3 separate regions of the Mus musculus genome follow, and regions 2 and 3 are each linked to region 1. Evidence: chromatin loops called from intact Hi-C (ENCODE). Cell type or tissue: gastrocnemius. All regions are shown on one strand. Each heading gives the region's core, and the rest is flanking DNA. Links, peaks and the distances in the headings are about the cores only.

Region 1 (11,199 bases), core at 1,621-9,620:
AAAAGAGACTGAGCAAGCCATGATTAGCAAGCCAGTAAGCATCACCCTTCCTTGGTCACTGTATCAGTTCCTGCCTCCAGGTTCCTGCCTTGTTGGAGTTCCTGTTCTGACTTCCTGCAGTGAGAGAGAGTGAAGTCTGAGCCAAATAAACCCTCTTCTCCCCAGCTTGCATTTTGGTCATGGTTTTCTGTTGCAGCAATAGAAACCCTAACTGGACAACAACCAATAGAAAACCAAGTAACACTGGTTGTATCCCATTAGATTTTTTTTTTTTTTTTTTGGTTTTCTGAGACAGGGTTTCTCTGTATAACCCTGGCTGTCCTGGAACTCACTCTGTAGAGCAGGCTGGCCTCAAACTCAGAAATCCGCCTGCCTCTGCCTCCCGAGTGCTGGGATTCAAGGCATGCGCCACCACACCCAGCTCCCGTTAGAAATTTTTGTGCTTCAATGGGAAGGTGAAAATACAATTCACGGAAAGAGAACATGTATTTGCAAATCATAGCCAGATAGGAGCTTTTATATAAAAATTTGATAATGGAACAGCAAAAAGACAACCCAATGGAAACTGGGCAAAGGATTTGAATAGCTATTTCCTCAAAGATACACAGCCAGTCAACAGACACATGACGACCAGATAGAAGTGCAACACTGTTAGGTACTGGGAAGGGCACGTCAAAACCATGAGATGGTACTCTATGGACACTGGAATGGAAACAGACAGTAAAAACCACTATGAAAATGGGACGAAACAGGAACCTGCATGTACCGCAGCAGGGATATAGACTAACACAGCTGTTTTGAAAGACAGTCTGGAACTTCTTTCAAAAGTTACACATGGAGTTTTCTCATGACCCAGCTACTCCACACCCAGGTGCACGTGCAATATAACCAAAAGCCTGTGTCCATACAAAAGCAAGTATACAAACGTTCATAGTCCCGAGGTGTACGTATGCAATGATAGAGTACTCAGAAACAGAAGAAGCTGAAGTTCTGAAGTAGATTACAGCATGGTTGTACCTTAAAATATTATAACTGAATAAAGCTTGCCATAAATATTTACATACCATGTTTTATCTTTTACAAAATGTTCAGAATTTGCAACCTCCCCCCTCCCCCAAGACAGAAGTGGGCTGATGGCTACCTGTGATGTTGCCAACATGAAATCATAGCACACAATTTTTGATCAAGAATGGCATGTTCATGCTACTTGTTACGATGGCTGAATTGAGCAGTTTAGTAGATCAGACTGGAGGAGGATAATTCTATACTTTGCAAATTTCCCTTTTCAATCAAGGATCAGATATCCTGCCACTCGAAGTAAACCTTTCTCTATGTACTTGGGAACCTTAGCATCCCTAATGTAGAGAGAGAGCCAAATTACTGCTACAAGTAAAGAATTCCATCCCAGAATCAAATGATGGGCATGGTCAGTATGCTAAAAGTACCATATGAAGCTGACTTTAGGAACTGAATCTCATGTTTAGATTTGAGTACTATCCCAAAGAAATCTCATCATCTACACAAACATTCCAGAAGTCTAAAAGAACCTGAAACTTGCAACACTTTCGGTCAAAGCATTCAGAAGGGAAACTCAATCTGTATAATAAAAGCAAATGAATAGCCAGCCCCTGGTTACTGTGATGGCTAGTTTTATGTCAGCTTGACTGAAGCTAGAATCAGTCATCTGAGAGGAGGGAACCTCTATGGGAAAAAAAATGCCTCTGTAAGATCTGGCTGTAGGGCATTTTCTTAAATAGTGATCAAGGGAGGGGGGCTCAGCCTATTGTGGATGGTGGCATACCTGGGCTGGTAGTCTTGGGATCTATATGAAAGCAGGCTGAGCAAGCCATGGGGAGCAAGCCAGTAAGCAACACCCCTCCAAGGTCCCTGCCTCTAGGATCCTGCTCAGTTTGAGTTCCTATGCTGACTTCCTTTCATGAAGAACAGTAATGAGGATATGTAAGCCAAAAAAAAAAAAAAAAAAAAAAAAAAAACCCATAAAAACAAAAAACAAAAAACAAAACAAAAAACCCCTTTCCTCCTCAAGTTGCTTTTGGTCATGGTGTTTGACCACAGCAGTAGTAACCCTAAGACAGTTATTAAACTGAACAACCTAAAGAGGAAATTACACCACCTGTGTTTCTTGTGGGATAATACTATTTTGTGTATTTCTTGGTGAATATTTTGAATAGAGAAGATCTATGAATAGTTTGAATATTGTTGTTTTGGGTATGTTGGTATTTAACAACAATTTAAAAAATTTCATTGCATAATTTCTACAGGCTTGTTGGCTGGGTGGTTGTGGCACTTTTTTTTTTTTTTTCTTTTGAAATGAACCTTTACCTTTATAATGTACAGAGTTTGGGCTCCTATGAAATCATAGACTTTAAAGGTATCTCTAAAGGTAGAAGAAAATACCAACTGTCATATGCTCACATTGAGCTTCATTGCTTAGAAGGATGGCATTCCACAGTCAGTTGGAGTTCACACATATTAGAGACAAGTAAAAATGATCATGGCAGACAAATTGTAGACCTTACGGCACCTGACTCACAGGTGTCCATTCAGGAGCCACAAACTTAGCAGTAGGAAGGAAAAAGGCTAACAACGAAACTGCTCAGAGTTCTCTGTCACCCTAGTGAGATGTGAGCTCATAGAAAAGGAAGATTCATCCTTCTAGGAAGCACCCAGGGTTCCAGTTCTTCACGGGACCTCACAGAACCTCAGACACACGTCCATTGGTTCTACTGTGTACCCAGAAGCTACCGAGCACTAGCCGGGGGCGGGCTTACAGGAAGTACTGGGGGCACAGTCTTCAGGCAGTACTGGGGGCACAGTCTTCAGGCAGTACTGGGGGCACAGTCTTCAGGCACCAGCTTTGGGTTGGGAGGCCTGCCTTCCAGACAGATCAGAGTGAACGATCACTGTGTGATCAGGGAAGGCTGCTGGCCCACCAGCCATGTGGAGACAAAGCGGCCCTCAGCTATGAAGGCTGGGGCCCAGCAGTGGGTGGACTGAAGGCACGGAGCCCACAGTGCATGTCTGAGGTCGGGAGGACAGTGGTCTGGCTTCGTGGTCAGCATTCTTCTTAGGAGTAAAGAATCTTGCTTTTTCATTCATAAAATACAGAACATTCTAGAACACCATTCTGGCCCAGATCAGATTTCCCCCACAATGAATACAATAAAAAATATTTTGAATCTTATACTGAGGTAGCTTTTTGGAAAACTAATAATTTTCCTTTTCTTCTCCCCTTTCAGACTTACACAATTCTATTTTTACCTTATCTTGGGAGGCGGGTGGTCACTGCCCATCTTTTTTGATTTTGAATTCTAAACCAGAGTTCTCGCCTTTTTCTGTAAAGGCCAGATGGCACACACTTCATCCTTGGTGGATCGTGTTGCAACTTACCCAGCATTGCCTTTCTAACACAAAGCAGGAACAGGTACTACCGTGCGAACATAGCTGTGCTCCAATAAAACTTTATGTGGATACCAAAATCTGAACTTCATTTAATTTTCATGAGTTACTTGATACAATTTTTGATTTTTCAAATGCTAGAAATGCTTAAAAACAAAACAAAATAAGACAAAACATGTGCTGGGCTTGGTGGCACATGCCTTTAATCCCAGCACTCAGAAAGCAGAGGCAGGCAGATCTCTGAGTTCGAGGCCAGCCTTGTCTACAAAGTGAGTTCCAGGACAGCCAGGGCTATACAGAGAAACCCTGTTTTGAAAAACCAAAACCAAAACCAAAACCAAAAAAAAAGACAAAACATGTTTGTCAGCTCAACAAAACCAGGGACATATTTTGCCAGTTCCCCAGATTACATACTCTTCAAATAAATGTTTAAGGTTTTTCTGGAGAAGCTAAGAGTCTGTAGGGAGGGGTAACAAATTCAACAGCTTGACAAAGCTTGGGGAGAGCTTGGCTTTGTCTCCTGCTGTGTGCCCACCCTGCTAAGAGGAAACAGAAGTCAGTAGGGAGAGTTTTGCCATTCTCCTTAAAACTACTAGAAACCCTGATGTTGCTGCCTAAATTTCAAATGAAGGAGATTTCATTTAGAAGTCTGGATTCTGAGATGCACAATGCCTTGTTGGCCTGAGACCTTCCTGGCTTGTGTCACACCTGTGTCACCAATACCAATTTGTGTGCGTTTGATCAAACTCTTTTGTAGTCTTCTCTGAGAGTACCACCTCTACGTACTTAGTCTTTAGGCCTTAGGGAAGCTAAATGGTGGAGAGAATAAAAACAAGGCAGACAGCTAGCACCATCAACTTGACAGGATCTAGACCAGTGCTTCTCAACTGTCCTAATGCTGTGACCATTTAATACAGGTCCTCATGGTGTAGTGACCCCCAACCAATGGAAAACAATTATCTCATTGCCTTTTCATAACTGTAATTTTGCTACTGTTCTGAATTGTAATGTAAATATATAATATGCAGGATATCTGATATGTGACCCCTAAGAGGGTCCTGACACACAGGTTGAGAACCAGTGATCTAGAATCGCTGATCCAGGAGGCAAACCTCTGGGTGTGTCTGCGAGGGACTTTCTAGATTTGGTTATGTGAAGTGGGAAGACCTGCCCTGAATGTGAGCTGTGGGCATCCCATGGCTGATGTCTCAGGAGAAAGCTGGCTGAGTGCAGCCTTCCCTCCCTCCCTCCTACAGGGGACAGAATGGGGCAGCCATATGTTCTTGCTGCTGCGACTTCCTTACCACTAACCTGAATTCCGCTGAACTTCGAGCACAAATGAGCCCTTGTCAGACATTTTGCCACAGCAACAGGAAAGGGACTGACCCATAGGCTTCTACAGCAGAGAGAACCAGGCTGAAATTACAGCTCTGTTCTTCACTAGCACAGCAACTGTGGCCAAATTACTTAAACCTCAAAATGGAAAGAGAAGCACATACCGAAAGTAGTGGCTATCATGATCTTTCTCTCTCTCTCTTCCTTCCTTCCTTTCTTACTTTTTCTTTTTCGTTTTGGTTTTTGGTTTCTGGATTTTTTGAGACAGGGGTTCTTTGTATATCCCTGCTAAGATTATAATATACCCGATTTTATAGAAAAAGAAATTAAGTCCTAAGAGGTGGCATGAGTCCTCAGGGAGACGTGCTAACGGTTCAGGAACGAGGACCTCCTTCCTGGATTACAGGCTGGAGGACATTTCTCTGTACCTGTGGCTTCAACAGGACCCACACTGTGTCCCATCTTTCAGGTTATGCCACCTCATACAATGCTTCTCATACAAGACTTTCCTTTGAGGGTCAAAACTCTTCTAGTGCAGATAGCCAACTGACTGTTTTTTAATTGTCATTCTTTTGGGAGGGTGACATTAGCAGAGACAGCTTATTCAGAGGTTGCACACTTCAGGGGCTCGGATGATGGCTCGGTTGGTGACGTGCTTGCCATGAAGCCTAAGTTCAGTCCCCTAGAACCCATGGGCGATTGGTGCACATCTGTAATCCCAGCACAGGATAGTCTCTGGAGCTGCTGGCTTGGCTGTCTAGCTGAATCAGTGAGCTCCAGGTTAAATAAGAGCTGCTCACCTTGACCTCTGGCCTCTATGTGTGCATACATGCACCTCCCACAAAAAAGATAGCATGCTTCCGAGGGAAAGAAGCAGGCCAGGGAGGGGCTAAGCAGCTCAAAATGACCCGGCTATAAAGGACGAGCGTTATTGCACTTAAGGGTCATGGCTTGTGTACCCAACAAGCCAGGTTTGGTCAATTGTCCTCAATAAGCTAACTAAAGAAGCCATACTAATAGTAAAAGCAGAAAACAGGCATTATTCAATGTGGCAATACTGGGATGAAGACAAGGAAATCTATCAACTTCTCCAAGTCTACCTTGAGGGGCCTTGACAGAGGGTAGAGTTTTAATAGGAGGCAAGAGGCACATGGTAGTTCAGCTATGAAAAATGTCACCAGAGTAAAATGACTTCAGAAGCTGCTGGAACCACTCATTCTCCCCTCTTTCTGGAGTCAATTTGTTGTGGGTGACAGACACCCTTTCTTTTTATCCCTCTGTGACTGTCATAATGCTGCCGTCCTTAGGTGTGCCCTGACAAGCCAGGGTCAGCCACCCATCCTAATCACGTAACCAAGGAGCCTGGATATTAGTGAGAGCAGACAAAGAGAGGCACCCAATGCGGTCATGCCGATGAAAGGACAGAGGGATCACTGGACCCCTCCCCATGTCTGTCTTTTTAACTACAGTTCTGCAAGACTAAACTGACAGGAACTGCTCAGGAGATGGAATTCTAACATTGACTAGGCTGAGGCAGTTCTGTTTTAAGCTCGCTGACACCCTCTTGTGGTCAGCAGAATAATTTTAGTTAAGTATAAATTGGGAGTGATTTAGAAGTTAGTGCTTAAATATAACAAGATAAATAAGGGTAAAATGACATTTTAAAGGTTATTATATTATTTTAGGCTTTAGCCTATGCTTAGAGGCAAAAATATTTCCAAGTGTCTCTTCAAGAAACATCAAGGTGAGAATGGATGTTTTTCTTGTGGTGCTGTTCATAAAAGAAATACTATTATAATTAAGAATAATGTTCAACATATGTGGTAGTAGCCATATTACCACCAATTCCTTAGGCTTTTTTTCTAATGCTGTAAATGAAAGAATATTCTGTGATTCTCTGGATTTCACTGGTTTGTGTATGGATAAGAATCCTATTTGGGGAACTTCTCCAGAATGTTGCCTTATCAAGATGCACTCCATGAACACAGCTCTGGAATGGGGTGTGTGAGAATACCCCATGGAGAAGCTGGCGAACCTGCAGCTAAGTGAAAGTAAGTTTACAGATGCCCCCTTTGTATTCAAATGCTGACTTAAGAGTCAGGGATAACTAGAGCAGCAAGGCAAATAAGGGTAGCCATACACCTGTTACCTGGGGCTAACAGCCAAGGGGCCATCATACAGACAGAGGAGGGAGGGAGGGCCTTTCTAACTTAGCATGCCAACCAGTGTGGACAGGAGGAGTGGTGGAGTAAGACATCACCACTTGGCAACCATCACTGTATTCGTACACGCAGAGAATGCCAAAACAATGGATGAATATTGACAGGTTTGGAACACACGCCACAAACACCCATCCTAATCATAATGGGAAATAGCGCTCGCTCCAGGTGAATCCCATCGGAGAGAACACCTCCACCTCACCATCGGTGGACCAGTTCTCCGTGCCGGATAGGGCACACTGAACGGAGCCATGTTGTCAGTGACTTTCCTGCCAAAAATTCGTACTCTGGGTCCCGAATCAAAGGATGTTTTACAAAACAACAGGTTGTGGTCTTCAAAATACCACAGAGAACCAGTTATGAAAGCCAGCAAAATGAGGAACTGATGAGACAGAAAGACACCAAAGAGGCCGCTCTTCAACTCCTTCCTGTTCTCACTGGGCACTGGAGCTGAATACGGTCTGGGGACAAGGCTTCTACACTGTATCAATCTCACATTCCTGAGCTTGAGGTCTGGATGGAGGCCATGCCATGTGCCTGGGGAGGAAATACTCCGGTATGTAGAACTAAAGGATATGTACATTTTACTTTCAAGCAGTTAATGAAAAAGAGACACATAGGCACAGGTATCACATGTAACACAGAGAGAAATTAAAAAGACTTCATAAACACAGTGTTTATGAAGGTAAAAAAAAAAAAAAACAAACAAACAAACCAAAGCAAACCAAAATCAAAACGGTTAAATTCCCAAAGGGCAGAAATCCTAAACAGAATTTGACTCCTAATAACGTGACCCCGTGCCCCGTTCTCATTCAAGGCATGTCAGTGCAAACAGATTCCCCTCACATTTAGAGAAGATCAGAACATGTAGTGATAAACTTGGAGGAGAAAATTCGAGATCTATTTTTAAAGGACATTCTATTGGAGTTTTAGGGAAAAAATCACATACATAAATAAATATTAAAATATACTTCTATTTGCCACACATCATCCATGCATGCAAGCATCAGGCATCTGTCGTGGAGTTGGGCATTGGCGAGAAGTGAGCTATTTTCAGAATGGTTAACTAATTCCTGTCATACTTTTACAACAAACCCAGCTTACTCCCACCACCAATCCAGAAGCTATAGGGGAAGAACAACCATTGCAATAGTAGATCCTGTTAGCCACGAGACAGTTCCTCCACACTATGGGCCCCTCCAAGCCAGGCCAGGACACCGCAGTTTCTGGTGGTACATTTTCATCAATAGGAATTCAGTGTGGTTAAGGAGATGGTTTTCAATCGAGCATAGTGCTTTTCCTTTGGGTTAACACAAGGCCTATGTAAGTATAAGATTTTCCAGGAGGGGTATAGGAGAGTGTTCTTTATGGGAACATTGCCCAACCCACACCAGCAATGAAGAATGTATTGAGTTTAGCAGCTTAATCTTCACTCCTAAAATAAAATGCAATGAGAATTACTCAGCTTTAAGTAGCTCATTCTGTGATCAGCTGATAGAGTGTCTGGCATGTATAAAGCCATATGTGTATGTATGTATGGTTTATATGTATATATATATATATATATATATATATATATATATATATGTAAGATGTATGAAGGGTCTGATTCTCAGTATAGCAGAAACAAGATGTGGTGGTATATGCCTGTAATCCCAATACTTGGACACAGAAATAAGAGGATCAAGTAGGTCTTTCTTGGATAGATAGCCAGTTTGAGGCTAGCCTGGGCTACATACAACTATGCATCAAAAAGAAAAACTGGGTGAAGCTCACTAAATGCAAATGTATTCAGAACAGCAAAGAAAAAGTTGGCAAATTTTATCCTGGCAACGATAAAGCCTCATAAGAGCCGTGGTGCCACTTGATGGTGAGTATGTGAGAAAGGAGCTAGCCCTGAGGAAGAACAGCTCTCATGCGTGCTGACTCCTAGCTATGAGCTGGACACTTTTACTCTGGGATTTCCTGGTTCTATGAGACAGGAAATTACCATTTATAGCTTAAGTTAGTGTTAACTAAATCAATGTTCCTATTAAACATCATCTTACATTCTGTCTTTTTTTTTTTTCCTTCTGAGACATAATCTCATGTAGCCCAGGCTAGCCTCAAACTTACTATGTAGCTGAATCTGGCCTGGAATTCCAGACCATCTTTCTACCTCTTAAGTCCTGGGAGTAGAGGTGTGCTACAACACCCTGGTATGGTTTTTTTGTTTTTGCTAAGATACAAATGTGTGCCTTCATCTTGCACAACTTTTGATTCCACAATGAACCTGCAAACACATAGATAATAGCTTTTTTTCTTCAAATGCATAAGGAGAATTACTGTTTTAACCAGCGGCCCAACCCTATTTATTTATCCTACAAATCATAAGTGGCGTGCAACACAGCTGTATCATAACCATAACTACAATAAAGGGCTTGTTCAGCATAAAGGGCTCATTCTAAGAGGTCTTCTAGAATTGTCTACTTGATAAAATATTTTTTAATAAAAGTAAATTTTGAGGGCTACTGGGTTAAACTATTTGTTTTCTTTACAGTGGGTATCCCCAACAACAGATGTACTAACTGACTTAACCTGTAAACATCTTCTCAGTTACAGTGTCTTGCAACGGCTAGCACATAGGCTCCTGTCTTAGTCAGGGTTTCTATTCCTGCACAAACATCATGACCAAGAAGCAAGTTGGGAAGGAAAGGGTTTGTTCGGCGTACACTTCCATGCTGCTGTTCATCACCAAAGGAAGTCAGGACTGGTACTCAAACAGGTCAGGGAGCAGAAGCTGAGGCAGAGGCCATGGAGGGATGTTCTTTACTGGCTTGCCTCTCCTGGCCTGATCAGCCTGCTCTCTTATAGAACCAAGACTACCAGGCCAGAGATGGTTCCACCCACAAGGGGCCTTTCCCCCTTGATCACTAATTGAGAAAATGTCTTACAGCTGGATTTCATGGAGGCATCTCCCCAACTGAAGCTCCTTTCTCTGTGATAACTCCAGCTGTGTCAAGCTGATGCAAAACTAGCCAGTACAGCTCCCTAGAGAACAAAGTTCCTATGATGCTGCACTGAAAGACAGCTGACTGAGCGAGCGCACTGCACTTTCAGACCTGTAGCTTCCCACTTGCCCAACCATTCTGCTGTGCCTCTCTCCCTGCATCTAACAACCCCCATGGCTTTAAATGCACGTCCCTGGTCAGGATCATAACTCACACTAGCTTGAAGCTCTGACCTTTAATTTCAAACGGCAGCAGAACACTGTTACCGGAGTATCAGCCCTGCAATCTCACCACCATGAACACAGCATATTCAAAACACTCGAATGGCCAGGCGTGGTGGCGCACGCCTTCAATCCCAGCACTCCGGAGGCAGGGGCAGGCGGATTTCTGAGTTCAGGTCCAGCCTGGTCTACAAAGTGAGTTCCAGGACAGCCAGAGATATACAGAGAAACCCTGAAAAAAAACCCAAAAAAATAAAAAACCAAAACACTCGAACGCCATTTCCTTTCCAGTGTCCAGACTGCCTCGGTGTTCAGGCATTTTGTCAGACACTAACCTACAACTGCCTACAGTTCCTGCCCTCTCCAGCCAGCCTCCTCCAGCACACCGAGTCATCACCTGGGCCTCATGGCTGTTCACTGGAGAGGCTGGTTCCCATATGCTGATCAATACCAAGGCCACCCAGCCTCTAGTAACCCATAGCAACTCCCACTCAAGGAATCAGAAAGCCTCACCCAGCCTTTATGCACTCTGGTCTCTTTCGCCCTGGACTCCACTTGTTAGGAGAACCATTTACTTGAATCAGCCTTGTCTAAAAGCATTCAATGATAACTAATGGCTGCCTGGAGGGTGAATTTCCTTCAAACTGTTTTGAAAAATGTTCTGAGTGCACAGACGGCCCAGAACCTCACCCACACTGTTGCTAAGCTCATGTGCATCCTGTAGCTCCAGGCTTACCCTCACCTTGGCTTTGCTGCACATCCCACGCCATCCTGGGGATACCAGGTTTGAACCTGGACTTGCCCTCTGGGCTTTGTGCTTGGCTATGGCTCTGCTCTCGGCTCCTGTGGTTCCTTTTCCTGGTCATACCTGGATTTGTGGCAGAGCTCTTCCTCTTGTTAAGAGAGCATGCCATGCTAATTCTTACACCTATGTCTGGACCCGTGGGCTTTAAAGTGCTGTCGTAAATTGTTCTCTGCTTACTCAAACACATCTAATCAAAGAGCCAAGCCTTG
Region 2 (8,000 bases), core at 1-8,000, 340 kb before region 1:
TCAAACACATAGTTGTCCTGCCTCAGCCTCCGAGGAGCTGGGATTACAGGGTGGCTGCTTTGCCAGGTCTCTGACTGATAGAACATTTAAAAAGACACAGGTGCCCCTCTTTATCTTTTTTTTCTAGACATTTCAGAGCCAACTGTATCACCAGTCATCAGCACTGTCCAACCCACCCCTACGTCAAATCAACAGAAAGAGAAGAAAAAGAAGAAGAAGAAGAAAGAAGCTTCAAAGGGTGGATGGGTGGAAGGCGTGACAGCCGACGGCCACTGCTACTATTATGATCTCATCACAGGAGGTATGCTATTGAAGCACAGACTGCAAGAAAGTCCAGAAACACAGTATTTTTTATGTTGAGGTTTGTTGGGTTTTTTTGTTTTGATTTTTTTTTGTTTTTTGTTTTTTGTTTTTTGTTCGAGACAGGGTTTCTCTGTATAGCCCTGGCTGTCCTGGAACTCACTTTGTAGACCAGGCTGGCCTTGAACTCAGAAATCTGCCTGTCTCTGTCTCCCAAGTGCTGGGATTAAAGGCGTGCGCTACCACGCCCGGCTATGTTGAGGTTTCTATTTAATATAAGAATATGTTAAGCAGTGAGAAACCGTAACTTCATTTTTACCACAAAGCTTAGAATATTGTGTGTGTTTTGTGGTGATGCACACCCTATATTCCAGCATTCAGAAAGCTGAGGCAGGAGGACTGAGACAAGGTAAGAAACTAGCCTAGAATGCATAGTGAGATCTAGGCCAGCCTGTAGTGCAGGGTAAGACTGCCTCAAAAAGAAAAAAAAACCTGAAGAATATCCTGCTTATTGCAAATCAGTGTCGTGATTAATCTTAGAAGTTGCTTACAGATAAACTTTCTGTTTTCTCAATTAAAAAAAAAAAAATTGAAACTATACAAAAATAGAGTACTTTACCTGAAAGTAAACTATTCACATCTGTAAGGGTCTTGAAATGAAATACCTATAGGAAAGGTTTTCTCACCGTTAGACATTATTACTTCTGGGGCTGCACTAAGTCTTAAGTGAAATGCATATTGTGGTTGAACATTAAATCAACCAGAAACAGACACTTGGGCTGCACAGTTTGTTTTTGTTGCATTGTTTTTCAGCTTCAGTCTGGAGCTATTTTTCTTATCTGTCGTCTTGTGCTTCCTTTTCTTCACCGTCCTAGTTTGTGTGTTCTTGTCCTTGATAACTTCTTTTTCATTTCTTCATTCTTCATCTCTCGCTCTCTCTTTACTCAAGACAGCAGAATGCCATCCCTTTCCTTTAAAACATGCTAAGCTGACCCATTTGCACACGGGGAAACGAGACATAAAGAACCAACCGGTTCTTAATACTGGTACAATACTCGAAGATGTAAAGGTGAAACAGAAATAAACGGCCCTCAAAAGCTAGGGTCTCGCTGTGTAGAACAGGCTGGCCTGAAACTCAGAGAGCTCTGCCTGCTTCTCCCTCCCAGTGCAGCACCTCGGTGGGGGAGGGGAACTGCATGGCTTTAAGGACTTGGACAGGGGTTGACTGGCTTCGAGTTCATAGCAGTACATTTGACTTAGCTTGTGTCACTGTGCTTACTTGCAGTATATTTTTACGTGAGTACATGTCTTAGTTACTTTTCTATTGCTGTGACAAAACACATGACCAAGGCAACTCATCAAAGAAAGCATTTAAATGGGGCTCATGGCCCCAGAGATGAAAAGCCCGTAACCATCATGGCAGAGAGCATGCATAGCAGTAGGCAGGCATGGTGCAGTACCACTAAGGATAGATGTTGTTTCTTTCATTTTTCAATTATAAACTATGTTGTAGTGTTTTGTATATAATGACTCCCTTATGGCTTTTACCTAATTAAATTTTGGTGACTTGTTTTATTTAAGAGCATAATTATTTTATAATGAATGTATTTTGTTTTAAGCATCTCAATGGGAGAAGCCAGAAGGATTTCAAGGGAATTTGAAAAAGGTAACTGTAGCATAATGTTGTTTTATTCTTCCAAGTGACTGGCTTCTAGGGGTGGGGGAGTTTGGGGTTAGGTGGCTGGGGTTTGTGGCGCTGGATCTGAGGGCTTTTGAGAATGGCCAGCACTCTACCCTAAGCTAAACAAACTCCCAGTCTGGCTGCTGTGGCTTTTTGTAGAATTTTGTTAAGCAAATTTATTTCCAAATTCTGCACACATGCACACACACGCACGCACCAAACCCTATTGAGGGTAAATATTATGAGCTGATTTGCAGTCATTTGTTGTTCACATGTCTTCCCACTGGACAGAGTTCCTGGCTTTGAGAGGCGAGACAGTCTGCTTGAAAGTTGGTAGTGACTAACAGAAGCCAGACTGTTGCCATGAGCTTTATCTCCTCTCTGGACTCCTAGGGCCAGGTAGAGAAGGAAACATAGCCAAATTTGCCTTAGTTATTCAGTAGGAAGCCATTGTCATTATTTTCAGTGTATTGTTTTTTCCTTCCCATTAGACAGCAGCAAAGGCCGTTTGGGTAGAAGGCTTAAGTGAAGACGGCTACACCTATTATTATAATACAGAAACAGGAGGTGAGTGTGACCTCGGATTGTTTTAACTTAAAAATATACCCAAACTGTATATGAACTAACACACATCTAAACTTGAAAACTTTAATAAGTATTTCTATAGGAAGTATATATTATCTTTTATAAGGGATACTTAAAACCTTTCTATATATAATATGTTGTACTATGCATCTATGTTGTTCCTTTTATTTTTTTTTTTAATGTGTTTGGCTATTTTGCCTGCATGAATTTCTGGTCACCACATGTGAGCCTGGTGCTTAAGGAAGCCAGAGGAAATGATTAGATTTCCTGGAACTAAAGTTATGGTTGGTATGAGTCACCATGTGGGTGCTAGAATTGAACCCAGGTCTTCTCTGAGAGCAGCAAAAATTAACTGCTGAGCCAGCTCTCTCTGTCACTTAATGTTATTCAAGTTTTAAAGAGAGTCTTCAATTCTAAAATTACTGGATCTATGATTTAATAATTTCCCTCTGAGTGTCTATAGTTACCACCTACTTCAACTTTTGTCATGGTGAGGATCAGACTTGAGACCTAATGCAGGCGAGCATGTATGCTCTCATTGAACTACACCGAGGCCCTCACCATGGTGCACACCTTTAATCCCAGCACTCGGGAGTCAGAGGCAGGCTTATTTCTGAGTTCGAGGCCAGCCTGGTCTACAAAGTGAGTTCCAGGACAGCCAGAGCTATACAGAGAAACCCTGTCTGGAAAAAGAAAAAAAGAAAAAAAGAAAACGAAGCTGGCGTTAGAGATGTCATTTACCTGATAGACCATTTGCCTAGCACGCACAGTCTTGGGCTCAATCTGTAGCATTACATAAATGGTAAATGTAGCATAACATAAATGTAGCATAACATAAATGTAGCATTACATAAATGGTATGGGGCTCAGAGGTTAACTTGATGGGTACAGTGTGTGCTGTCCAAGCATGAGAACCTGAGTTCAAATTCCCAGCCTCCACATGGTAAGGTGTGGAAGCAAGCACTTGTAACCCCAACACTGGGTGAGCAGAGATGGCCATATCCTAGGGCTTGTTGGCTAGCCAGTTTAGGTTCAGTGAGAGACCCTATCTAGAAAGAGCGGAAAGGGAGTAGGGAAAGGAAAGAAAAGAAAGAGAAAGAAGCATACATAGATAGGAGGGGAGGGGAGGAGAATGATAGGGGAAGGTACCAGAAGTAGTCCTCTGGCCTCTACATACAAATGCATAGGCAAACACACCCACACATATACATACACCTATAAGAATATACCATATACTCAAAAACAAAAACAGGTGTAATCAAACATGCCTATAATCCTATCACTAGGAAGTTGGAGTCAGGGAACTCCTGTCATACAAAGATAAAAGTAAATAAATTCTTACAAAAATCACAGAATTCCTCAGTTAAGTCTTTGCTGTTCCTTTTCTGGCTTTTGAGACCATCTCAACCTGACCTCCAACTCAATAGTTCCTGAGTAGGACCTTGAAGTCTTGATGCGCCTGCCTCTCAAGGGCTGCAGTTCCAGGGCTGTGCCACCATACCCAGCTAGTCTTCAATGTTTCCTGTACCTAGACTTCAACTATTTTAAATAATGTCTTTTTTCTCCTACCATATATCTTATGTTCAGGTTCATATCCAACAGGACTGGAAAAAAGACAGTACTAGGGTTGGGGAGCACAGAAGATATTAAAACTTAACCATGTTCTTCTTGATATTTATGACAGTGTACAATGAAGTAAGGTTGCCATTTGGGTAGTTAAGTTCCTTCAGTAAAATGGCCTCAAGTTTCTCTGCCACGTACCACTGGGTATCTGCCCTTGTCAGTCTTCATGCTTTCCTTTCTGCTGTCAGCTCGGTATCTTCCTTAATCTGTGTTTTTAAATTCTTACTGCCCAAACCCTGTATTCGGTCTTTTAGTAAGAAATAGCCATTTGCCCAGTGAAAGCAGTGTTTCTGTACCATATAAGTAAAGTATTGGGTTTTTAGAAAGAGCCTAAGAGCTATGTTCTCTGGGGTTGGGAGGAGTTTAATCCTGATCAGTGTAATTAGTAGCCATTTTTATTCTTGATTGTTAAGTCAGGGTCTTACTTTGTAGCTGGCTGATTCTAAATCATGAAAACCAGGCAGACCTTGAACTTAGAAATTCCCCCTCCTCGGTCTCCTAGTCTCCTTCACTCTTAAAATTGTCTTAACTGGGAACAAATTGTATCTTTTTTCTCCCTTTTATTAAACTAAAAATAGAGATGAGAAGAAACATTGTAGTTCCTTTGCAAGCACAGCGACCACTAGATGGCGGAGGAGCTCAGCCAGCTGAGATCCCATTTCTAGTGAAGTAGCAAATTCAGATGGAAAACTCCAGGAAGTCTCTGTGAGAAGTTTCTGGAAATATTTGTAAAGTCATTATCATTATGGTTCTTGAAATTGTTTTCAGATAAACTGGGGATTTTTAAAACTCTTACCCCCTTTCCAAGTTCTTTCCCATTTAGAGTTAGTTTATAACTAGTAAGTTAGTAAGTGCAGACTCTCCTAAATTTTCTGAACAATAAAAAATAAAGTATAGATATGAAAATGCTGTATTATTTGGTGGTAGTAGATGATAAAGTGTTACATTGCTGAGAAGTATTGCTAAATAAGTAATGCAGTTATTAAAATGTGTTGAGCAGAATCCAAATGGGAAAAGCCTGAAGATTTCATCCCACATGGCGGGGATGTGCTTTCTAGTAAGGACAGTGGAAAGTTGCCCGACACCCTAGAAGACGCCAAGTCCTCCGATTCTCACAGTGATTCCGAAGGGGAACAGAAGAAAGCTGGAGAGGCCTCCACAGAGACCAAGAAGCTAATCATAAAGTTTAAGGTGGGGTCTCACTTGACTTTCCACAGACCTTTGCAGGCTGACTCCATGCTGCTGTTACTCCTGGTCAGCTCCAATCTGAAAATACGAAATAGAAAATCCAGAAAAAGGATTCATAGATTTTAACGTGTATGACACGATGAAATCTTACATTACAGTGTATTGTTGAAGTTTGCCATTTACTCCTGCAGTTAATCTCTTACTGTACCTGACTTATAAACTAAACTTACCATTATTGGATGTGTGTGGTTTGACATAGTGGATTTAGGCATCTACCCAGTGGAGATCTTGAAATGAGGCCAGCTAGGGCATCACAGTGAGACCCTGTCTAGGGAAAGGGAACAAGACAAGCATGTTGCAGAGCATGTGGCACGGGATAAGCAAAGATGGGAAAATTCGAAGTTCAGCCCGACCTGGGCTGCATAAGGGATGAGTTAGGAATCATTGTAGAATACAAAAGGAATTCCAGTCAGGCTACTGGTGGCTGTGTAATTTGCAAAGAGGCTGAAACCCCAGTACATGTATGGTGTTCACACTAAGGTGGAAAAGTAGGTGAAAAGGCTTTCTTAGCCCGGTGAAGAGAGAATCTCCCCCAGGACATCTGTAGGGACTGCTTCTGGCCCGAAAGGGAGTCATCGTCAGTTTTTCTGTGTAATCCTGGCTGTCCTGGACTTGCTTAAAGGCATGTGCCACCATCGTCTTTATGTATCATGATGGCACATTTTTTAAAAAGCGTCATTAAGCACAATGCATTAAAGTTTCAGACATAGTTCTTCCATGTACATGTATTGTGTAGTGTGAAAACTTAACATTAAGTGAATGATTATCAGTGTTATTAATGAGACTTTTTAAAGAAGTTAAGACATTTTTAGAGGTTGACTGTAGCTTTGCTTGAAGTGTATTATTTATTGGCCTTTGCATTACAGGAGAAAAATAAAAGTACTGAGAAAAGAATTGGCCCAGAAATACAAAAAGAAAAAAGTACTCCAAAACAGAATCCATCAAATACAAATGAAGAAAAACCCAAAACTCTTAAGAAATCGACAAACCCTTATGGGGAATGGCAAGAAATTAAACAGGAGGCTGAGTCTCAGTAAGTACATGAGGTGTCACCCATTGCTGTGTCCACGAACTTCAGCACACTGCTGTCAGAAGTCTCAGGTGTGCTCTGGTCTTTATTACATTCTTAGGATATTTTTTTAAAGATTTATTTATATGAGTACACTGTCACTCTCTTCAGATACACCAAAAGAAGGCATTGGATCCCATTACAGATGGTTGTCAGCCACCATGTAGTTGCTAGGAATTGAACTCAGGACCTGGGGAAGAGCAGTCAGTGCTCTTAACATCTTAGCCATCTCTCTATCCCTGAATATATTTTTTTTAATTTTATTTATTTATGTATGAATGTTCTATGTGCATATATGGTGTATACCAGAAGAGGGCATCAGATCCATTATATATAGTTGTGAGCCACCATGTGGTTCCTGGGAATTGAACTTAAAACCTCTGGAAGAGCAGATAGTCTTCATAACCACTAAGCCATCTGTCCAGCGCCCATTCTTAAAATATTTTTAATTTTGCTTTTTTCATTCCTAGAATATTTTTACTTTTAAAAGATGAAACAATGGTTGCTTTAAGCCAACTTAGTGATTGTTCTGTGTCCAAAGCATGACATTTCTAGTGACCACAGTCACACACTCAGCAGCAGTTTTATCAGAAAAACAAATGCTTGGAGCAAATATTCTGCAAGACACTTTAACTACAGAATGCATTTGAAGGAAAAGAAAAAGTGTTTACCCTTATTCTCTTGAAGTGTCTGACTATACTTCAAAGTGTTCTGTGTATATTATTGCCCAGAGTGTATTGTGGGTGTGAATTTTGTTTTTGTTGATTTGGTTTGGTTTGGTTTTCTTGAGTCTTGTGTAGCCTGATCTGGTTCCACCTCAAGGGTGGTAGTATTAACAGGTGTACCACTGTACCTGGCTCTAAACTTCAAAGCTCTTAAGCTCATATTCAAAGTAGCAGAAGAGGTTATCAATAGTTAAGCACAACCTGATTTATGTTACTGACTTAACTCCTCAAATAAGTTTTCTTTTTAGAGGAATTTATTTTACCAGGTAAATACATGTCACTATCAGGCAATCATTTTAGTGTTTTGGGGTATCTTTATTGTTTTGATTTTTTTTTTTTAACCTTTAAGAGAACCTTCAAGGTGAAGGGAAGGTATATGGATAAAGTAGATACTATTTAAAACCATGCTTTGAAATGGTAGTGTAGGACGGATACTTTTTAAAGATCTATTTTATTTATATGAATACACTGTAGCTGTCTTCAGACACACCAGAAGAGGGCATCAGATCCCATTACAGATGGTTGTGAGCTACCATGTGGTTGCTGGGAATTGAACTCAGGCCCTCTGGAAGAGCAGTCAGTGCTCTTAACTGCTAAGCCATCTCTCCAGCCCAGATGTATACTTTTAATGTACTTCCATTATGAATTGTTTATTATTAAAGTTCTTGGCCAAGGATGGCGCCCATAACACAAGCACTTAGGAGACAGAGGCAGGATTTCCCTCAGAAGCATACACTATGAAATGCGTATCTCAAAAAGTTGTCAAAAC
Region 3 (11,199 bases), core at 1,428-9,427, 200 kb before region 1:
GAACAACTCAGTGCCAAGTGTTTGAGACTTCAATAGCTTGGGTTTTTCAGATCGTTGGCCTGTCCCGTCACTTTCCTTTCCTGGTCTCATAGTTGTCCCATGCAGCACCCAGTGCTGAATAATTTGCTTAGCCTTGCTAAGACTTAGTTATCCTGTCAAATGGGAGTTATAATTTCTACCTCAGATCTGTGTGTGTGTGTGTGTGTGTGTACATGAGTGTGTACATGAATGTAGTGACTAACACATAACTGATGAATAAATACTAATACCTTACGATTTTTATTTATGTGTGTGAGAGACAAACAAGGACCGAGACAAAGAAGCAGAGAGACTCGGGGGCCAGGGAGGGAGGGAGGAGAAAGCAGGCACACTCGTGCCACAGTGCTTGTGTGGAAGTCAGAGGACTTTTGGGTACTGTTTCTCTCCTCCCACCGTGGGTTCCAGGGATCAAGGTCATGTTGTCAGGTTTGTGTACCAAGTGCTTGTACCTGCTGAGCCACCTTGCCAGTTCTAAGTACCAGCTCCACTCTCCTGATGGAGACTGTCAGTCAGAATCTCTTTATCTCTACGCAGGGCATGCTTTCCTTCTGCTGTGCTCCCCGCCCCACCCCCCGCCCCGCCCCACCCCTACCCCCGCGCGCGCTTCCTGTCTGCGGTGCATCCGCAGGCATTTCCTCCTCCCAGAAACATTGCCTGTTGTATTCTAGTAACATGCAGTTTTTATATCTATTTACTGTTTTACCACCCGTCACAAAAATAATACCCAGCATTCATCAGGTATCTTTTGTGCAGCTAGTACAGCGGCCAGTCCTTTGTGCACATTTTCACAACAGTCCTATGTCACAGCAGTCGAGGATCGGGCTGTATGTTAATTGCATGTCATCGATAAAGTAAGTCAGTGTAGCACAGTGAGATCTTTGTGGCTGTGAACTCTAGCATTCATTTTTACACTCCTGGTACGTCCCTATATGTAGTGTGAAAATGCTTGTTGAATGAGTAAATGCTGTATTTCTTCCTCTTCTTCCATCCTAACTGAAGTGGGTTGAAATTATTTTTGATAGTTAGGAAAATAGATATAAAGAATTTTGTTTCAAGTAAAAGAAACAAAGCTAAATAAAAGTTATTAATAGTATCTGCATCACCCACTGGCAGATATTTTCTTTTTTATTGTGCCATTGCTTTTCTTCTATTTTGTAGGTTTTATCTAGTTATTCTTATTTTTTGAAATTATTACATCATTTCCCTCTTCCATTTCTTTCTTCCAAACCCTCCCATATAACTCTTCTTGCTGTCTTTCAAATCCATAGCCAAAGGTATTAACTGTTGTTATATGTATATGTGTATATGTACATACCTATATTCTTTTTTAAAACATTATTTATTTATTTATATCCCAAATGCTGTCCCCTTCCAGTCTTCCCTCACAAAGTCTCTCCCTATATCCCATCCCCTTTTCCTCTGAGAGAGTGGAGCCCCGTGGGTATCCCTCCAACCCTGGCACATCAAGGCTCTGCAAAATTAGGCTTAGCCACTGAGGCTAGCCAGGGCAGCCCTGTTGGGGAACAGATTCCACAGTTAGACAACAGCTTTACGGACAGCCCAGCTCCAGTTTTGGGGGAACCCACATGGAAACTGAGCAGCATTTAATTGGTACATTAATGTGGGGAGCCTCAGACCACCCCATATAGCTCTTTGGTTGGTGGGTCAGTCTCTGAGAGCTCTCAGTATTTACCAACAGGTTAAGATGACTGACAGGGAAGACCAACAGGTTAGTTGATGCTGGGGAGTTCCTACCCCCTTCAGGGCCTTCAGTCCTTTCCTCAGCTCTTCCATAAGAGTCCCTGACCTCTGTCCAATGTTTGGCTGTGGGTATCTGCATTTGTTTCAGTCCGCTGCTGGGTAGAGCCTCTCAGAGGACAGTTATGCTAAGCTCCTGTCTGCAAGCGTAACAGAGTATTATTAATAGTGTCAGGGATTAGTGCTTGCCCATGAGATGGGTCTGGTTATTGGTTGGCCATTCCTCCAGCCTTGGCTCCATGTTTGCCCCTTTATTTCTTTTAGACAGGACAAATTTTGGGTCAAAAGTTTTGTGGGTGAGCCGGTGTCCTTATCCTTCTACTGAGGGGTGCTGTTTGGCTATAGGAGGTGACGTCTTCAGGTTCCATAACCCCACTGTTAGGTGGCTCAGCGAAGGTCACCACATTGTCTCATACCTATATTATATCTTAAATACAATGTTCTTGGTCTGTAGAATGTTACTTATGTGTGTACCATTTGGTATCAGATAACCAATTGCTGTGCCCCTCCCGGAGGAAAACTGTTTCTCCGACTTTCAGCATTCTTTAGTTGCATGTAATTCTTTATGCAGAGTGTAGGGTTTTTTCTTTAAAGAAAATTAGTAATTATAAAGATTGAAAAAAATACAAAATAAATAGAGAAGGACAAATTTGATTGTACAACCTGTGGCAACCCAAGAAGAAAAGTTCCGAAGTCAACTCAGTTAAAGACTAAAGAGATTCTGATGTGACACTAATTACAATTGTTAGTAGTTTACTGGTTAAGACTCATGGTTTAACCAACCAGAAGACTCGAGATTCTTATTATATTAATTGCTTATAAGAAGCACAATGGAAGCTAAAGTTAAAAGTAAAAGAAATAGATGAAGCATGCTAAAGATGAACCAGAAAAAAGAGATCCACACCAAAAGGTATGCCAAACGTGACTAGTTTAAAAAGACAAGATGATGCGCCCCAGTTAACTTTCATGTGCTCCCTGTTGCAAAGTGTATCAAGTTATCCCCACCATAGGAAGTCAAAGACAGAGAAAATCCTACATAAACAAAACCCACATTTCTTATAGAAAGATAGCAATCAGCACCTACGTTCTTTCCAGGAACCAAACAGAAAAGAGAGTGGGTGAGATAGAATTCTAAAGGATCTGAGAGGGAAAACAGTCTAAAATTTTGTGTCCAGCAAAAGTATCCTTCAGATGTGGAGAGGTCAAGGTTTAACCAAACAAGTCTGCCTTGCTCCTTAGTAGGTCTATCTTACTACAGCTGTTAGGCATTCTTTTTTTGTTGTTTTGGTTTTTCGAGACAGGGTTTCTCTGTGTAGTCCTGGCTGTCCTGGAACTCACTTTGTAGACCAGGCTGCCCTCGAACTCAGAAATCCACCTGCCTCTGCCTCCCGAGTGCTGGATTAAAGGCGTGCGCCACCACACCCAGCTCACTGTTAAGCATTCTTAAGAGAGAAGAAAAACTGGAGTGGTTAGAAACAAACGTCCAGAGTGTTAGAGACAGAATAAACTAAGGCAAAGCTGCTCTTTTCCTTTCTTATTTGATTTGTAGAGCTTACAGAATACAACGTAGGTTGAGTGATTGTAATTTAGGGACTCGTGGGATGAGTCGTGGAGATGAGTGAAGGATAGGAAGAGCTGGGGGCTCTGGTCCAAGGCACCTGTGTGATCTAGGATTTTTGGTAAAGTGATAGTTGAAAGGGGACTAAGAGCAGTTGTAAAGCTATGTTGCAAACTCCAAGGCAACTACTATTCAAGAGTCTTGTATTTGAGAAAATAGAAGTGTAGCTAATAGACCAATGGAGGATACACAGTGGGGAATGCTGCATTAAAGAAAGCCAGAGAAGGGGAAAAGGCTAAAGGTTAAAGGGTTGTGGAGGGGGTGGGGGGGGTGGGGGTGGGGACAGCAGGATGGGTGGAAGGATGAAAGGAAAGAAGGAAGGGAGAGAGGAAGGAAGGAAGGAAAGAAGGAAGGAAAGAAAGGAGGCAATAAATAAATCCAATACCATCAAAGAGGAAAAGCATACAATACAAAAGACAACAACAACAAAAGTACAGCTGTCGGACAGTCCTTTCTGTGCATCTGGGTAGCTCTGGCCACCTGTGGATGACCACTGACATATGACCAGTGAGTATGAAGAACTGCTTTTCAATGTTTAACTTTAAATGCAAAGGTTTTTTGTTTGCTTGGTTTCTGTTTGAGACACTGTGACTGTGTAGCCCTGGCTGCCCTGGAACTCTCCATGTAGACCAGGCTGGCCTTGTGCTCACTAACATCCACCTGCCTCTGCCTCCAAGTGTTGACATGAAAGACCTGCACCACCAAGCCTGACATAAAGACCTTTTAATATTTATTCACTCTGTGTGTGTGTGTGTGTGTGTGTGTGTGTGTGTGTGTGTGTAGCTTGCAGGAGTCAGTTCTCTCCTTCCACGATAGACCCTGGAGATAGAACTCATTATCAAACTTTTTTCCCAACAGCCATCTTGCTGGCCCCTTCACCTAAATTAAATAGCCATTGGGGACTAGTGCTAACATTAGGCAGTTCTTCTCAAAAGGGGCATCATTTGCAGTTCCTCCACCAAAAGGGACACCTTTTTCAAACCTTGCAAGATAGCTGTGTGTCCTAGAAGTTGTCTCCTTTCTAGCTTGCACCCTTGCTGCAGCGTATTTATCTACCATAATTGTCATCCTCATTAGACACGACTCAAAGGTAACAGTTTTCTTAAGGCCACACAATGTCTCAACTCCGGGTCTGACCCAGACCCATCCCTTTCAGCTTTGAACTGCGTTCTTGCCTGTCATCCCCAGTAATCTCGTAGTATCAGGCTGACCTGGTGTGAGGTCCAGGTCCTGTCTGTCCAACAAGAAAGCCCCTGAGAACAGGTCCCAGAAAACCCCATAGAAAGTGCTCATAGCTGTTCCCTGACTTCTATCTATGTTTATATGCATCGTTGGTTCAGGACCGTGGTTTCTGAAATGATGCAGTTGGGCGGTCAGTTCGTTATTTCTCCCACTAGAGGGCAGGCTTTCCAACTCAGTATTATTTACCTTATTTGTTTATTTCTTAAGAATGAGCATGTGTAGTCAGGTGGTGGTGGTGCATGCCTTTAATCCCAGCACTTGGGAGGCAGAGGCAGAAGTTTGAGGCCAGCCTGGTCTACAAAGTGAGTTCCAGGACAGCCAGGGCTATACAGAGAAACCCTGTCTGGAAAAACCAAAAAAGAAAAAAAAAGAACGAGCATGTGTGTCTGTGCGGCAGGTTGAGTTAGTTTTTGTCTTTGCTCTTTGGGAGCAGGTTCATCACCTCGGGTGTTTACCACGGATGCTTTTCCTCTTTGATGGTGCGTGGGTTCCTGATCCAGTAGGTTGCTGGTGGCTGCCCTCTGTAGAGATGAACAATTCCACGAAGCTTTTACTAAGTACAAGTCTGTTTACCTGACATTAAATGGCAGCGTGAGCATTTTGTGTGGGAAGACAGTGTTGATCTCAGGGTGAGAGGAATAGGGCTTGGCCTCAGGCAGGGTCCCACCCTCCTGGGCTTCTACTTCTTGTCAGCATATTTTCTAGGAAACAAGATTCTGTCATGTTTTCAAACTGGAAGGCTCATTTTGGTTACCTCACTGGTACCATCCCAGAATAAGTCATACAGGGTAAGACGGATTGGTTTGTTTCTTAACACTCAACCCAGAACACTCTGTCAACAAACATTTGTGTATTTTTCCCCTAACAAAGACCAGGTCCCTGATACTAGCTGGGTGTCTTATACTTCATGTCAATTCTGACTGTGTCTGCCTGAACTTAGTAACATCAGCTCCCACAGGTTAAGGGCTCCAGTCCCACAAGACGGCTGAAGTCTAGGTATTCAGTGCCTCTGACTGACTGGCTGGAAATCCTTGTGGTCCTCTCCTCCAGTTGGATCATTTGTTAGAACGGTCCTAGAGCTCAGGGAAGCATGCACTAACTTGTTTCTTTTCTTTTCTTTTCTTTTCTTTTCTTTTCTTTTCTTTTCTTTTCTTTTCTCTTCTCTTCTTTTCTTTTCTTTTCTTTTCTTTTCTTTTCTTTTCTTTTTGTTTTTTTGAGGCAGGGTTTCTCTGTATAGCCCTGGCTGTCCTGGAACTCACTTTGTAGACCAGGCTGGCCTGGAACTCAGAAATCCACCTGCCTCTGCCTCCCGAGTGCTGGGATTAAAGGCGTGCGCCACCACACCCGACTACTAACTTGTTTCTTATAGAATATTAGAAAGGATGCAGGTGTTCAGTCAGATGGGAAGAGGTGAGGGTGGAGACATCGCTTTCATGAGTTTGGGTGCTTCGCTCTGCTAACACTTCCAGAGGATTATGGGAACCTAGAAGGCCCTCAGCCTGGCTGTAATGGAGAATACATTAGGTATGGTAGACTGAAAATTGGCCAGGAGCAATCAAGCCTATATTTAGGCTCCTTGCAGATGGGATGGTCTGGGGTCAAAACCCGAGCCGTCTGACCCTGTCATTGGCTTTCTCTAACACCAGCCCCAATTTGAGGCTCTACAAGATCCTCAGTCACCAGTCACCTCATTAGGACTTGGTTCCAAAGCATCATCTGGGAGGTTTCAAGGTTTGTAGGTGCTGTGGACCAGAAAACACCACCAGGGCCAAAATTGTTGTCGACATTTCGCAGTTGACTTAATTAGGAGTAATTTTGTGTCATGCATTCATCCCATGTACAGAACACTGCCTGGTATGTAAATCCATTTGTTGAGTTGAAACATCCATTTGGCTCTTTCAAAGGTATTTCAGAGAATTCTATTTATTTGTTGCCTTCTATTCTTTTGGTTATCATACAAAGGCATGGGCTGGTTTCACTGTGACATTTTTGTACGTACGTATTTTTATTTTGTGTTGTTCTTTATCTCTCTTGCCTGCCTGCCCCCAACCATGTTCTGATTTCTTCCATATTATACTAATAAAAGGAGAAGTCCATCAAGAAGGTGTGATACTTGTAAATCTGTATATACCAAACATTGGGACTCCTGGGCTTATACTACAAACATTAGCCGAGCATAGTGGTGCATGCCTTTGATCCCAGCACGGGGGAAGGGGTGGGGGGTGGGGGTGGGGGAGGGGGCAGAAGGATCTCTGTTCTACATCAAGAGCTCCACAACTGCCAGTGCGACATAGAAAGACAATCTCAAAACAAGCTCATGGAAACTGGATACAACTTGGAAAATGTAAGCCAGGGCTTCGAGCCTTGCATATATATATATATATGTGTATATATATATATATATATATATATATACACATATATATATATAGTATTTGCAAATTCAGGAATGAACAAAAGAGAGAAAGAAAGAAAACTCAGACTCCTGTGTAGAAGCAAAGGTCCAGAGACACTGACTTTCTAGTCTGCTGTTTTCTCTCCCTATGGGTCCTCTGTAGTGTTCGAAGCACAAGGGACCTGCTGTTAGTTATTCCTTCATGCAGAATCTCCTACTTCTCACCAGTGTGTTGAGATCACAGACAAAGCCTACCTTTTCAGTACATAATGCCCAAGTCCAGCGGGAGGGTTCTGATTAGCAATGAGCTCAATACAAACACTGTGCTGTAGAGCCTTGGGCAGAATTCCAAGCTGTCTTGAGTTGAGCTTCAAGCATTGGAGACTGGAGGGGAGCAGAGGTGAGGAAAGTTGATCAGCTGGCAAGGTGGGAATAGTATTCTGGCGATTTGAAAGGTAAAACCTAAAGTTAAAGTTTCATTACTGCCCTAGCCACCTTCCCTCCAAGTCTGCCGGCTTTATACGCTGCTCCATCCATGTCCACGGGGAAACTAGGTCGGAACAGACAACTTCCCTCTCCAACTGTTCATTAAATCACAATGCTTAGTTCTTGTTCAGTGGACACTGCCCAACACTCCGAAAGCCTGCTGCTCCTTCTGCTGGCGCTTGGGGGTCCCAGGATGCAGCGCTTTTCTTGCTAGTGTCTACAACAGCTCCTTAAACCATTTTATTTCAGAGAGTCTGTGGCCTCTAGCATGTGTGTGTGTGTGTGTGTGTGTGTGTGTGTGTGTGTGTATGTTGGTGCATGCACACTCCATCTCCTGTCCACAGCAACTGTTTCATAATTATTCACCCTTAAATATATAATTAGAAATGTTGATGGGGAAAAAAAAGAGTAGAGGAGATGTGATTATACCTGGCTGAGTTGGGAGGAGATAGAAAGGGGGAGGTCAGAATAGGGGCTTGGAGCAGAAAAGGATGAAGTCCCAAGGCAGCAGGCCACAGCTTCCACTCCTCCCAAGCTGTCATGTGATGGTTTGGTCTGCCACTTCCCAAGATATGCTTGTTTATGTTAAGGGGGAGTACCAACAGGAATGGGGTAATATTTGCTGAAAGTCAATTGTGCGCATTTATTTTTAAAAGATTTATTTATTTTATGTGTACGAGTACACTGTAGCTGTCTTCAGATACACCAGAAGAGGGCATCAGATCTCACTACAGATGGTTGTGAGCCACCATGTGGTTGCTGGGAATTGAACTCAGGACCTCTGGGAGAGCAGTCAGTGCTGTCAACCCCTGAGCCATCTCTCCAGCCCCCAATTGTGAACATTTTTAATAAGGGAGAATTGTGTTTGATAAGGAGAATTTATTGGCTTTCTAGTATAAACACTCCAAACCCTGTCTTGAAAAAACCAAAAAACCAAAAACCAAAAACAACAACAACAAAAAGAATGCTAACTGGAAATGGCCTGGGATTTTGAAACCTCAAAGGCCCCCAGTGACACATGGAAACTTGGTGGCATACAAGCAGACATGCTGCTGGAGAAGGAGCTGAGAGTTCTGCATCTTTATAATGAAGGCAGCAAGGAGAGACTGTGTACCACACTAGGTGTAGCTTGAGCATAGGAGACCTCAAAGCCCACCCGTAGAGTGACACACTTCCTCCAACAAGGCCACACCTCCTAATAGTGCCACTCATTTTTAAAAAATCTTTCTCGTTTTTAGAAAAGATTTATTTCTTTATTTATTATATGTAAATACACTGTAGCTGTCTTCAGACACAGTGAAGAAGAGGGCATCAGATCTCACTATGGATGCTTGTGAGCCACCGTGTGGTTGTTGGGATTTGAACTCAGAAGCTTCGGAAGAGCAGTCAGTGCTCTTAACCACTGAGCCATCTCTCCAGCCCCAGTAGTGCCACTCTTATGGGTCAAGCATTCAAACACATGAGCCTCTGGGGTGACCATTCCTATTCAAACCCCCACAGGGACCACTGTTGTTCAAACCTCACATTAAGCAACTCCATTCCTAAAAAGATGAGATTCCAGCTCCACACAGTTGTTCACAACAGCACTACTTGTAACAACCAAAAGAAAAAGAAAAGTAATTTTCCCAACAGCGGCTGAGCAGCTCAGTAAGTTGTGCACATCTCTACAGTGGAGATGTTATCTGGCATTGAAAAGCTGAGGTGCTGGCACACGCTCCAGAATGGACGAACCTTGGGGACTCAAAGGAAAGAAGTGCCAACTTGTCTAACTCCAGGCTAGGAAATGTCCAGGAGAGACAACTCACAGAGATGGGGTCAACCGATGGCTTTTAAGAGCTGGGTGTGTGTGCATGCGGAAAGGATGGGGAGGAAATGTCGATGGAGTGGACTTTCTTCTACAGGCTTGAAGTTTTCCTAAAGATGGGGCCAGCAAGAGGGCTCAGCAGGTGAAGGTGCTTGTCACCAAGTGTGGTGGCCTTGAGTTGGATCCTTGGAACCCACATAGTTGAAGTAGAGAACTTACCCTTGCAAATTATTCCCTGAGGACCTCATGCATGCTGTGACATACACACACACACACACACACACACACAGAGAGAGAGAGAGAGAGAGAGAGAGAGAGAGAGAGAGCATCAAATGAGTGGGATTTCTGTGAGGTTTATCCAATACAGTGATTTAAGAAAGAGGAATGGAGCTGTAAAAGCTGTATATGTGCTTCATGAAGACAGTACAGAAATACCCCGCACACCAAGAAGGGAACTGGAGCCTGGCTCCTCGGGCAGCCTTCAGCACCTTTGGAAACAGTCTGTACTCATCCATGCCTGGGACATTCTCTGCTGTGGTACTCATAGCCACAAATACGCCAGTCCACTGTGGGCCTAGACCAGTCCATCTGTTTTAAGAAATATACGTGCAGAATATAGCCTGTGAAATATGAGGCAGAGATGCCAGTGGGTGCCAAAGAAATTCAAAATGCTCATCGGACCAGTGCCTGGAAGGAAAGAGGGCACTGTCATGAGGGAGTGTGTGAGGTGCTTCTCTCAAAGCTGACCCTGCCACACAGAGACAGTGCAGGCTAGCCATACATCTTCCATGATCACTCTGCTCAGAGCCCCTTGAAGAGTCAATACCGGTATCTTTTGGGGGTGGTCACAGTTTATTCCCTCAAAAACATCCTATTTTAAAAAAAATGGAGTCAGCATAAGACTTAGTGCATTAGGTTTCTATATAAAAGAAACATATGTGAGACCAGGGATGTGTGTGTGTGTGTGTGTGTGTGGTGCAGCTTAGGTGTGGCACTCTGGTCTCCCATGTGAGCCCTGGGGTCCAGCCCTAGAACTGAAACAAAAGAACAAAACAAACAACAACAACAACAACAAAAAACACAAAAATATTGAAAATCTGGGTTACGGGATCCAACTTTCCTGGGGTGTCTGTGGGGGAGTCCTCGCCCTTAAAAACTATTTATTGTGTACTCCTCTGCTCTCTAAAATAATTATAGGATCCCTCCTACGCTTTTCATTCTAAGCCCGTAGAGTCCATTGCACCTTTTAGTTCCTGGGCCTAGCGGTGTCGAGAGCAGAATCTACCTCTAGGTGGAGACAGGCCCTTGTCTCTTGTCTTAAGGGTTAATTCAGCACTGTGGCAGGCCAGGGACCTGGCTGGCTAGGGGACCATAAGAAGGCCGCTCACCTTAGACAGAGTGCTTTTTCTGTCCAGACTCTCGCTCCCCCACCCCCACCCCCACCCCAAGCCCACAGTGTAGCCCCTACAGCCAGCAAAGTTGCCAGGAGGCTCAGGGATCTGTCCCTGTCTGATGGCCGACATAGAACACAGAGCTATTTGTTTTTCTTTTCTGCAGTAGGACCAGGTCTTAAGTATTCTTTCGAAACTCCTTAACCAAAGCTCTGGGCTTCCTAACACCTTTTCTAAGCATCCCCCTCCTGGAGGGTGGCTCACCTCCGGGCTACTTTATCTCAAATAGCTTGGCTGTTTTTCTTCTGTCCTCCCTTCCACGCAGCCAGGAGATCCGTAGCTTGCCTGCCTTAGGGTTCTCCTTCTAGACTCTAAAAACTGTCCTCCGGCTTCTGTGTGTTCAGGGGGTTGGGGGTGGGGATGGATGTGGATTCTATTTGTGTCCCTAATTCTATTAATGAAACTA

The links. Hi-C counts contacts between places; a loop is a spot of excess contacts. Peaks named below come from ENCODE experiments on the same cell type or tissue, not always from the same donor. Only the 100,000 strongest peaks of a DNase experiment are listed, where the experiment ranks them.
Region 2: it touches region 1 in a loop (6-fold over the local background); 14 of 42 quality-filtered maps call a loop at or near these places.
Region 3: a loop joins it to region 1, with 9 times the contacts of the local background. A loop is called at or near these places in 34 of 42 quality-filtered maps.

The regions. Positions count from the first base shown.
Region 1 is chr14:79,119,849-79,131,047 of GRCm38, reverse strand. All of the region lies in intron 37 of Vwa8 (von Willebrand factor A domain containing 8), which reads right to left. The region is part of intron 1 of Gm30970 (a long non-coding RNA gene); the gene reads left to right. Among named protein-coding and RNA genes, the nearest start is that of Gm30970, 9.8 kb to the left of the region's middle. In gastrocnemius, for the core only: a CTCF peak has its summit at 6,324 (motif pointing left); a DNase peak (open chromatin) is centred at 6,228; H3K27ac peaks cover 387 bases.
Region 2 is chr14:79,464,653-79,472,652 of GRCm38, reverse strand. It overlaps Wbp4 (WW domain binding protein 4), which reads left to right. Exons shown (of 10, transcript NM_018765.3): 5 at 128-301; 6 at 1,920-1,966; 7 at 2,473-2,548; 8 at 5,190-5,380; 9 at 6,304-6,470. Among named protein-coding and RNA genes, the nearest start is that of Elf1, 13 kb to the left of the region's middle. In gastrocnemius, for the core only: a CTCF peak has its summit at 4,813 (motif pointing right); a DNase peak (open chromatin) is centred at 4,818.
Region 3 is chr14:79,320,825-79,332,023 of GRCm38, reverse strand. No RefSeq gene overlaps it. Among named protein-coding and RNA genes, the nearest start is that of Rgcc, 25 kb to the right of the region's middle. In gastrocnemius, for the core only: a CTCF peak has its summit at 4,805 (motif pointing right); DNase peaks (open chromatin) are centred at 4,798 and 7,714; H3K27ac peaks cover 795 bases.